Linked DNA regions of Homo sapiens: region 2 is linked to region 1. The links are chromatin loops, found by intact Hi-C in ENCODE. Cell type or tissue: HepG2. All regions are shown on one strand. Links, peaks and the distances in the headings refer to the core of each region. The heading gives the core; the rest is flanking DNA.

Region 1 (5,380 bases), core at 208-5,207:
AGGGGGCTTCTAGTCAGATTGTGATGATGGGGCTTGCACAGTAAAACCTTAAAAGTGGCAATGTGTGTGTGCCCCAGGCACAGACAGAGGGGGGTACACTCAGCTGGGATCTCTGCCGGGAAAGGACCTGAGACATTTTCTTCACTCCTCTCTCCCCCTAGAGACTGTCTTGGCCATGCAGACTCTTTTTTTTTTTTTTTTTTTTTTTTTTTCCTGAGATGGAGTAACATTTTGTTACCCAGGCTGGAGTAAAGTGGCCAGATCTCAGCTCACTGCAACCTCCACCTCCTGGGTTCAAGCGATTCTCTTGCCTCAGCCTCCCGAGTAGCTGGGATTGCAGGTGTGTGCCACCATGTCCAGCTAATTTTTGTATTTTTAGTAGAGAGGGGGTTTCAGCATGTTGCCCAGGCTGGTCTTGAACTCCTGACTTCAGGTTATCTACCCGCCTCGGCCTCCCAGAGTGCTGGGATTACAGGCATGAGCCATGGCACCCAGCCTGGCCATGCAAACTCTTTTTTTTTTTTTTTTTTTTTTTGGAGACAGAGTCTCACTCTGTTGCCCAGGCTGGAGTGCGATGGCATGATCTCGGCTCACTTGCAATCTCCACCTCCCGGGCTCAAGTGATTCTCCTGCCTCAGCCTCCTGGGTAACTGGGATTACAGGTACGTGCCACCATGCCTGGCTAATTTTCATATTTTTAGTAGAGACAGGGTTTCACCATGTTGGTCAGGCTAGTCTCAAACTCCTGACCTCGTGATCCTCCTGCCTTGGCCTCCCAAAGTGCTGGGATTATAGGCGTGAGCCACCTCACCTGGACTTTTCTTTTTGAGATGGAGTCTTGTCCTGTCACCCAGGCTGCAGTGCAATGGCACGATCTCAGCTCACTGCAACCTCTCCCTGCTGGGTTCAAGCAATTCTCCTACCTCAGCCTCCTAAGTAGCTGGAACTATAGGCACGTGCCACCATGCCCAGCTAATTTTTTGTATTTTTAGTAGAGATGGGGTTTCACCATGCTGGCCAGGCTGGTCTCGAACTCCTGACCTTGTGATCTGCCTGCCTTGGCCTCCGAGAGTTCTGGGATTACAGGTGTGAGCCACCGTGCCCGGCCCCATGCAAACTCATGACTGATCACCTGCAAGGAAGAGTGAAGCTCATTTTGTTTTAAGGTAGCTTAGTCTATTACTAAATTGTTTACTAAAACTTTTTTCATATTATTAATAAATTAGCAAAAAAAAAAAAATAATAAACATTGATAACCTCCAGGGTTGGCCAAGCCATGAGGAAACAGGCTCTGTCCGGCACCATGGGTGGGATGAAAATGGGCACAACCCACCTGTGAGTGACCAGCATCTTTACCAACCCCAGCTACACACACCCCACAACCCAGGGGTCACACGCCTGGGAGTCTACTGACAGAAACACCATCACAGTGACATCTGTTTGTGGATATTTCTGGAACATTTTTCTTTGTTTTTTGGTAAAAGCAAAAAATTAGAAGTAATTCAGATGACTAGCCACAGAGGGTTTATTACCTAGACATTTTGTGATCCACCCACACTATAGAATACTGTACAGATGCCAAAAAGAATGGATTCCTTGGAAATGTTTCTAAGATTCACTGGCAGGTGAAAGAAGAAAATTAAAGAATAAAATGGGCCAGGCGCGGTGGCTCACGCCTGTAATCCCAGCACTTCGGGAGGCCGAGGCAGGTGGATCACTTGAGGTCAGGAGTTTGAGACCAGCCTGGCCAACATGGTGAAGCCCCGTCTCTACGAAAAAATACAAAAATTAGCTGGGTGTGGTAGCTCGCCTGTAATTCCAGCTACTCGGGAGGCTGAGGCGCGAGAATCGCCGCTTGAACCTGGGAGATGGAGGTTGCAGAGATGGCGCCATTGCACTCCAGCCTGGGCAACAGAGTGAGACTCTGTCTCAAAAAAAAAAAAAAAAAAAAAAAAAAGAATAATATGTATGATCAGAATTCTAAAAACACACACAAACAAAATTACTCCCATTACTCCCCTTTTCTCTAAAAATATCTATACAGCAACTCAGGTATATTGGCATAGAAAACTTTTAGAAGTATTCATACCACACGTTTAACTTAATTCATGTCATTTTCTAGCTGTGTGGCCCTTAGGAAGTCATACCTCTCAGCCCCAGTCTCCGCCTTTGTAAACTGGTAATAGCAAATCTCACATATGGTTGTGACGAGAATATAACTAGTTCTTGTAAATCACTTGGCACATAAATACTTAGTAAAAGAACGCAGGAGGCCGGGTGTGGTGGCTCACGCCTGTAATCCCAGCACTTTGGGAGGCCGAGGCAGGCGGATCACCTGAGGTCGGAGGTTTGAGTTCAAGACCAACCTGGCCAACATGGAGGAACACTGTCTCCACTAAAACTACAAAAAAAAAAAAAAAAAAAAAAATTAGCCGGGCTTGGTGGCGCATGCCTGTAATCCCAGCTTTTCGGGAGGCTGAGGCAGGAGAATCGCTTGAACCCGGGGGGCGTTAAGTTGTGGTGAGACGAGATGGCGCCATTGCACTCCAGCCTGGGCAACAAGAGTGAAATTTCGTCTCAAAAATAAAAAGTAAAAATAAAAAATAATGCAGGAATACAATTTCATCTAAATAAGCAAATTAATTTTTAGGAATACATTTTCAGCTAAGCGCAAAGGCTGGCTCGTCTGCCTGTCTTTGCTGCCACCTAGTGGTAACAGGTAGGAAAGCGCATATTGGAAGGCTTGCTTTTTTTTCTTTATTTATGACACAATTTATTCAAGGCCTACAATGTATCCGGCACACACCACGCCTGTACCTTCTCAGTTTTCTTATCTGAAGAATGGGGGTAATAAATGAACTGACCCCATAAGTTTGTGAGGATAAAATGCAATAATGCATGTAAAGCATTTAACATTGGCTGTAACACAAAAGAATGCTCTAGAAATGGTAATTATTGGTGTTTACACATGCATAATTTAATTTAGGAAATCAGTATTATACCCATTTTTCTGTGTGAGAAATTTGAGGCTCAGAGAAATCAAAGTAACTTGCCTAAGGCTACTGAGCTAACTAGAGGAGGGTCTGAGATTAGAATCTAGGTCTGGGCAACACAGCCAGAGAAAAAGAAAAAAGAAAAAAATACAAAAAAGAAAAAAATAGCCGTGTGTGGTGGTGCACATCTGTAGTCCCAGCTACTTGGGAGGCTGAGGTGGGAGGACCGCTCGAGCCCAGGAGGTTGAGGCTGCTCTAAGCCGAGATTTTGTCACTGCACTTCAACCTAGGCGCAGAGCAAGATCTCATCTCAAAACAAACAAACAAAAAGGAATCTAGGTCTGTCCTGGGGCTGCCTCATCACCCTTAAGATACCATCTCACATGACCTCCTGAAAAGGAGTTGGTTTTTGGATTCCACAGACCAAGAGCATTTAAAAATACCCAGATGTATTGGTTATCTATTGCTGCATAATGAATTACCCTAAAACCCAGTGGGCACAGATTCACTGGCTCCTCCACTGCAGGTATCTCACAGGTGCTATTCAGGGTGTTGGCCACACAGGGTGGGGTCAGGGCACACTTGTTACATGTGAGTGCCTCCTGAAATTTTACATGCTGCGCCTTAAGGTTCCTTAAGTAGCCTTAAGGTTCAACTGGGGAACCACCTGCTTCCAGCTTACCTGGCTGTTGGCAGGACTCAGTTCCTCCAGGGCTGTTGGATTGAGGCCCTCAGTACCCCTAGCTGTTGGTCAGAGACCACCAGCTCCTTACTACATCATTGGCTGACCTTTTTTTTTTTTTTTTTTGAGACGGAGTTTTGCTCTGTTGCCCAGGCTGGAGTGCAATGGCTCGATCTCAGCTCACTGCAACCTCTGCCACCTGGGTTCAAGCGATTCTCCTGCCTCAGCCTCCCGAATAGCTGGGATTACAGGTGCCAGGCACCATGCCCGGGTAATTTTTGTATTTTCAGTAGAGATGGGGTTTCACTATGTTGGCCAGGCTGGTCTCGAACCCCTGACCTCATGATCCGCCCGCTTCGGCCTCCCAAAGTGCTGAGATTACAGGCGTGGGCCACCGCGCCCAGCCTGGCTGCTTTTTCAGTGTGGCAGTTTGTTTCATCAAAGTGTGCAAGCCAAGAAGAGCAAAAGTCAGCTGGCAAGATGGAAGTCACAGTCATTGCTAATCTAATCACAGAAGTCATTATTGCGACATTCTGTTTCTTAGAAGCAAGTCACCAGCCCCAGCCACTCTGGAGGGGAGGGGATCATACAAAGGCTTGAATATCAGGAGGAGGGGACTGCGGAAGGCCATTCTAGAGCCTTCCTGTCACACTGGAGTTGCCTGTCAACTTTTAATTTTGCTAAATAACATTTATTTACTTATCTATTTATTTTTTTTTTTTGAAACAGAGTCAAACTCCGTAACCCAGCCTTGAGTGCAGTGGTGCGATCTCATCTCGGCTCACTGCAACCTCTGTCTCCCGGGTTCAAGCAATTCTCCTGCCTCGGGTTCCCGAGTAGCTGGGGCTACAGGTGAGCACCGGCCCGCCCGCCTAATTTTTGTATTTTTTAATAGAGACGGGGTTTCACTATGTTGGCCAGTCTGGTCTCCTGGCCGCAGGTGATCCGCCCGCCTCCCAAAGTGCTAGGATTACCTGGGGCGTGAGCCACTGAGCCAGGCTGATCCACTGCACCCGGTAACCCAAGAACATTTAGAAAATCAACTCCCGGCCAGGCACAGTGGCCCAGGGCTGTAATCCCAGCACTTTGGGAGGCTGAGGCTGGGGGATTGCTTGAGCCCAGGAGTTCGAGACCAGTCTGGGCAATATAGAGAAACCTCGTCTCAATTCAAAATAAATAAATAAGAAAAAAGAAAACTCCCAGCCCTGGTTACCATCATTTCATAAAAGAAATGGACATTTTAACAACTAGATACAAACAGGAAATTTCAGAATAAAGGCTAGTCCCTTGTGGTTGAGTAAATACAGCTCTATTAGAAGCTTCCACATTGCTCTGAGATTTCTCACCGAGCAGCATTCTGGTGCCTAGACTAGCCCTGGGAACCTCCAGGGGCCTGCACACCCGCCAGGGGAAAGAGAGAGGAGGACATGGGTAGGGCCTGCCTGAGACCACACTGTGCCCAGCACTTCAAAAAAAAAAAACGGCTGGCTGAATGAATAGTAAATGTACAACCTCATGTGGAAGTGTCTCACTTATCTTCAGCTTCTAGAGGAGGAAACCGGGCCCCGTAAGGCTAAATGGCGGGTCTCAAAGTTTTAGGGATGGAAAGGGGATTAATATTTGCAGGGTGCTTTGCCAGCCACCACAGCCCCAGTGCCATTTTAGCACCCTGCAAACAAGTCCTGAGAGGGCAAGCAAGCTGCTG
Region 2 (5,380 bases), core at 297-5,296, 350 kb before region 1:
GACTCTGAAACCAAAGCAAGAAGTCTCCTTGATCCTGAGCTTCATACCTCCAGCTCCAAATCCCTTAGCCTTCTTTTTAAAAATGCCTTTTAGCTCCATTTCATTTCATCTCATTCTAAAATCTACTACATCGTTTGGGGAAATGGGACTCTTTTGATCTGCGATTGCCTGATCATTCATAATTGATAAACTGCCTTGGGAAAAAAAAAAGTCACCATTAGCTGTTCCATTTGATATGCCCCAAGCCTCAATTATGGAAGCCCCACTAGTTGAATGGATCTTGATTCCAATGAGGCAAATCCATAAGTGAAGGGGGCAGGGAAGAACATGGGAAAGAGACAAAGAGAAAGTGACAGACAGAGACCAAGAGTCCAACCAATAGAAACAGATACCCACTTGAGAGCATGTTTGTTTATCTCAGCGACTTGCTCATAGTAAATGTTCAATAAATATCTGTTGAGTGGATGGATAATTGTTAATCTAGAACCAGAAATACCATTTGACCCAGCAATCCCATTAATGAGTATGTACCCAAAGGATTATAAATCATTCTACTGTAAAGACACATGCACATGTATGTTTATTGCAGCAATATCCACGATAGCAAAGACTTGGAACCAACCCAAAGTGCCCATCAATGGTAGACTAGATAAAGAAAATAAGGCACGCTGGCCAGGCACGGTGGCTTACACCTGTGATCCCAGCACTTTGGGAGGCCGAGGTGGGCAGATCACCTGAGGTCGGGAGTTCGAGACCAGCCTGACCGACATGGAGAAATCCCATCTCTACTAAAAACACAAAAAATTAGCCAGGTGTGGTGGCACATGCCTGTAATCCCAGCTACTCAGGAGGCTGAGGAAGGAGAATCACTTGAACCTGGGAGGCAGAGGTTGCAGTGAGCCAAGATCATGCCATTACACCACAGCCTGGGCAACAAGAGCAAAACTCCATCTCAAAATTAAAAAAAAAAAAGAAAAAGAAAAGAAAAGAAAATGTGGCACATATACACCATGGAATACTATGCAGCCGTGAAAAAGGATGAGTTCATGTCCTTTGCAGGGACATGGATGAAGCTGGAAACCACCATTCTCAGAAAACTAACACAGGAACAGAAAACCAAACACTACATGTTCTCACAATGAGAACACATGGACACAGGGAGGGGAACATCATATACCAGGACCTGTCAGAGGGTGGGGGCTAGGGGAGGGATAGCATTAGGGGAAATACCTAATGTAGATGATGGGTTGATAGGTACAGCAAACCACCATGGCACGTGTATACCTATGTAACAAACCTGCACATCCTGCACATGTATCCCAGAACTTAAAGTATAATTTAAAAAAAAAAAAAGAATTTTCATCAGGAAAGGATGTTGAAAAAAAAAAAGAATGCTCTGTTACTGTAATTTATATGTGCCTGGGTGCAATTTCACTATTCAAGATGTATGTGTATAATGTTCAATCACATCAGTTCTGGGGGCAGTGGCATGCTTAAAACATCTGAGCAGATGGCTCTTTTCTGGAATATTCTATTGCAATGTAAAATCTCACGCACACAGACACACACAATGACCTGACCCCAAGATAGTTTTAATAGGCATCCAAGCACCCAAACAGGGGGGTTACTCACACCAAATCATGTGTGTAGAGTCTCAGTAGGCAAGAAAGTTAGAATTCAACCCCCACAAAACACAGCTTTCACATCACTGCAGCTACCTCTACTTAATTCTTATCAATTTGCTTTGAAAAGCCTGAGATGGGCCTTTTTGAGCTCTGAGCTGGGGTGACTGCAGCTCTCCTCAGAAAATTTGATCAGCAAGCTACTTGCAAAATTCAAAGTCCAAATCCCTAATCGCAGGTAACTTGTTTTCAAATAATGATACCACCTGGAAAACATACAGTGCTTCATATTTTCAAAGTGCCTTTACCCACATGGCCACATTTGACCCCCTCCTAACACTGGCAGCCAGGCAGGGCAGGGAAGGAGAAACCATGAGAGGCAAGGTGATATGCCCAAGCCTGCATACGTGGAAAGTGATGCCCCAGCTGTACACCACGGATGAATCAGAAATAAAACCCCAACCCTAGGGTCTTTCTGTGATGGGTGGGAAGCCTTGCATTTGACTGAGCTGCAAATTTTACATGTCATTACCCTACTAGCTTACTTGAATATTCACACTCATTCTCTCCTACCTTGGGGCCTTTTGTCCTCCCTCTGCCTGGAATACTCATCCCTCCTACCTCTCACTCCCCAGAATAGCCACTTCTTTCTCATTCTTCACATCTCAGCTCAAATGCCTCCTCAGAGAGGTCTTTCCTAACCACCCTTTCTAGGAGGTAAGCCCCCACTATCACATACGTTGCTTTATAGTCTGCATTGAACTTAGCACTTTCTGAAATTGTTTTGGGTACTCATCAGTAATAATTTCTTGTTAATCACCTATTTCACCACAAGAACAAGAATGAGGACAGTGATAGTGACAGGAGGCAACCAAATGCCCAGGTAGATAGGGGCAGACCACCAGTGAAACCCCACCTTCCAGCCAAAAAACAGCCTGAAGTCTGAAAGATCAGACTGCTGGTCCCAGATGAAACCCACAAGCCAGAGTGAGAACTTCTGTTCTTGTTTGTCCACCCTTTCCCTATTGAGTCTTTCTGAATAATGCCTCTTAACCAATCAAATGTTGCCTTTTCCAATACCACCTATGGCCCTGCTATTCTGAGGCCATAAAAGCCCCAGACTCAGTCACACTGGTTCCCCGCATTCAGTTAGGGGAACGTCCTGTCTCCACAGAAAGCTGTTTCATCACTCAATAAAACTCCCTGCCTTGCTCACTCTTTGATTGTCAGCATATCCTCATTCTTCTTGGATGCTGGACAAGAGCTTGGGACCCACTGAGAACGGGTACCCAAAAAGGCTATGACACTGGCCTTTTGCGCCTGCCAGCAGAGGGCAGCCATTCCACATGATGGGGCCAGGGGCTGACTGAGCTGCTAACATGCCACCATCCATCAGGCTGTGTATGGCAGAACTAAAAGAGCTAATTAGCACCCTAACACTCCCTCTGGAGCTTCTCTGTCATGGGCACCCTTGCACCTGGTCTGGCCATGGGCCCCACACAGAGCTTGCTCCTGTGTCATGCTCGGAGTGGCCGGCCAGATCCCACACTGGCTCGCTCATATGCTCCCTCCCGGAAGGGGCTGAGTGCGGCAGGCCAAGTAGACAGGGCACCACTGCTGCGAGTCCAGCAAAGGGGCCGAGAGAAAAATCTTCTGTCAACAGGAACCTGGCCCAGCTTGTTCACTATTATATCTCAAGTGCCCAGAACAATGCCTGGTATATAGTAGTTGCCCCCAAATATTTTGAGGGTTACTAAACTATTTTATTAATATTCATTAATGACTTGTAAAGCAAACAGGACAGTGTTAGTATTCCCACTTTACAGATGAGGAAATGGAGTCCCAGAGAGATTAGGTGACTTATTCAAGGGCACACAACTGGAAAGTGACAGAGTTGGGAAAAGAACCCAGGTCTTTGACATCAAGCCCAATGCTATCTCCACTATATAGTTTTTTAATATAAAATTTGGGAAACGAGAAATTATTATTAATCAAGAATTATTTTATATAACATTCATTCACTCAACGAAAAATTTTGAGCATTTACTAAGTCCAAGAAAGTCCATTAAACACTGTGGGAGATAAAAGGATAGAGATAGGATATACTTCCTGCCTTCAAGGAGCTTACCATCTTCTAAGGGAGTTAAAATAAGTGCACAAATATCCATAAAATAAAATAAGAAGTTTTAAGTGCTGTTATGGATTGAATTGCGTCCTCCCATCAAAATTTATATGTCAAAGTCCCAACATGCAGTTCCTCAGACAGTAACCTTATTTGGAGACAGGGTGTTTAAAGAGGTATTCAGGGATACACGAGGTCATATGGGTGGGCCTTAATCCATGCGCCTGTATTTGGTATAGCATTTCAAATAGTAAATTAAAATGAGGCATCTAGGATGGGACCGTAATGCAGTATGACTGGTATCTCTGTAAGAGGAAGAAAGACCAGTTGCAGTGGCTCACGCCTGTAATCCCAGAATTCTGAGAGGCCAAGGCAAGAGGATTACTTGAGACCAGGTGTTCAAGACCAGCAACACCACAGAGAGATTCCCATCTCTCTTTTTTTTTTTTTTTTTTTTTGAGATGGAGTCTCACTCTGTGACCTAGGCTGAAGTACAGTGGCACGATCTCGGCTCACTGCAACCTCTGCCTTCTGGGTTCAAGTGATTCTCCTGCCTCAGCCTCCCGAGTAGCTGGGATTACAGTTGCCCGCCACCATGCCCAGCTAATTTTTGTATTTTTAGTAGAGGTGGGGTTTCACCATGTTGGTCAGGCTGGTCTCGAACTCCTGACCTCAAATGACCCACCCACCTCGGTCTCCCAAAGTGCTGGGATTACAGGCATGAGCCACTGTTCCCGGCCCCATCTCTTTAAAAAAAGAAAAAAAAAAAAGCCAGTCATAGTGGCATGCACCTGTAGCCCCAGCTACTTGGGAAGCTGAGGTGGGAGCATTGCTTGAGCCCAGGAAATTGAGCCTGCAGTGAGTCATGATTGTGTCACTCCAGCCTGGGCCACAGAGTGAGACTCTGTCTCAAAAAAAAAAAAAATAGGCCATGAGAGGACCTGGTAAGCAGGTAGCTGTCTATAAATCAAGGAGAGATGCCTCAGGAAAACTAAGCCTGTCGATGCCTTGATCTTGCACTTCTAGCCTCCAGAACTGTGAAAAAATTAATTTATATTGTTTAAGCAACCCAGTTTATGGTATTTTGTTATGAAAGCCCTGGCAAACTAATACAAGTACCTTAATGAAAATGGAGAAAAAGTCCAGAGGCCAGTAAAAACTTCCAGCTAAGAAAACATCTGGGAAGCATCTTGGAGGAGACAGTATTTGATGTAGGCTTTAGAGGGCAAGTCAGATTTCTACATATGGAGATGGTAGGTGCTGGAAGCCAGCCTGAAAGTGCCTGTCAAGGTCAGTTTAAAGAGCGGGATTTTTCTTCTGTTGGTTTGGGGAAGCTTCGAAGGATTTTGCACAGGAGAGTGGTAAGAGCACAACCAAAACTGAGGAATAATAACCTGGCATCTTGTATAAAATAGGATGGAAAGAGAAGAGGAGGAAAACTTGAAGGAAAGTTGGGCGATTCCATCAGGAACTCAGGCAAGAAGTGCTGAGGACCTGAAATAGAGAATTAAATGTTTGTTTGTTTGTTTGTTTTTGAGATGGAATCTCGCTCTGTTGCCCAGGCTAGAGGGCAGTGGCGCAATCTCGACTCACTGCAACCTCCACCTCCCGGGTTCACACCATTCTCCCGCCTCAG

Evidence for each region. Peaks named below come from ENCODE experiments on the same cell type or tissue, not always from the same donor. Only the 100,000 strongest peaks of a DNase experiment are listed, where the experiment ranks them.
Region 2: a loop joins it to region 1, with 5 times the contacts of the local background. A loop is called at or near these places in 15 of 110 quality-filtered maps.

Annotation. Positions count from the first base shown.
Region 1 is chr5:154,647,699-154,653,078 of GRCh38, reverse strand. No RefSeq gene overlaps it. Among named protein-coding and RNA genes, the nearest start is that of MIR1303, 35 kb to the left of the region's middle. RefSeq lists an enhancer at 5,212-5,380. In HepG2, for the core only: a CTCF peak has its summit at 2,703 (motif pointing left); a DNase peak (open chromatin) is centred at 2,708; H3K4me3 peaks cover 438 bases.
Region 2 is chr5:155,002,119-155,007,498 of GRCh38, reverse strand. No RefSeq gene overlaps it. Among named protein-coding and RNA genes, the nearest start is that of KIF4B, 8.9 kb to the left of the region's middle. In HepG2, for the core only: a CTCF peak has its summit at 2,954 (motif pointing right); a DNase peak (open chromatin) is centred at 2,968.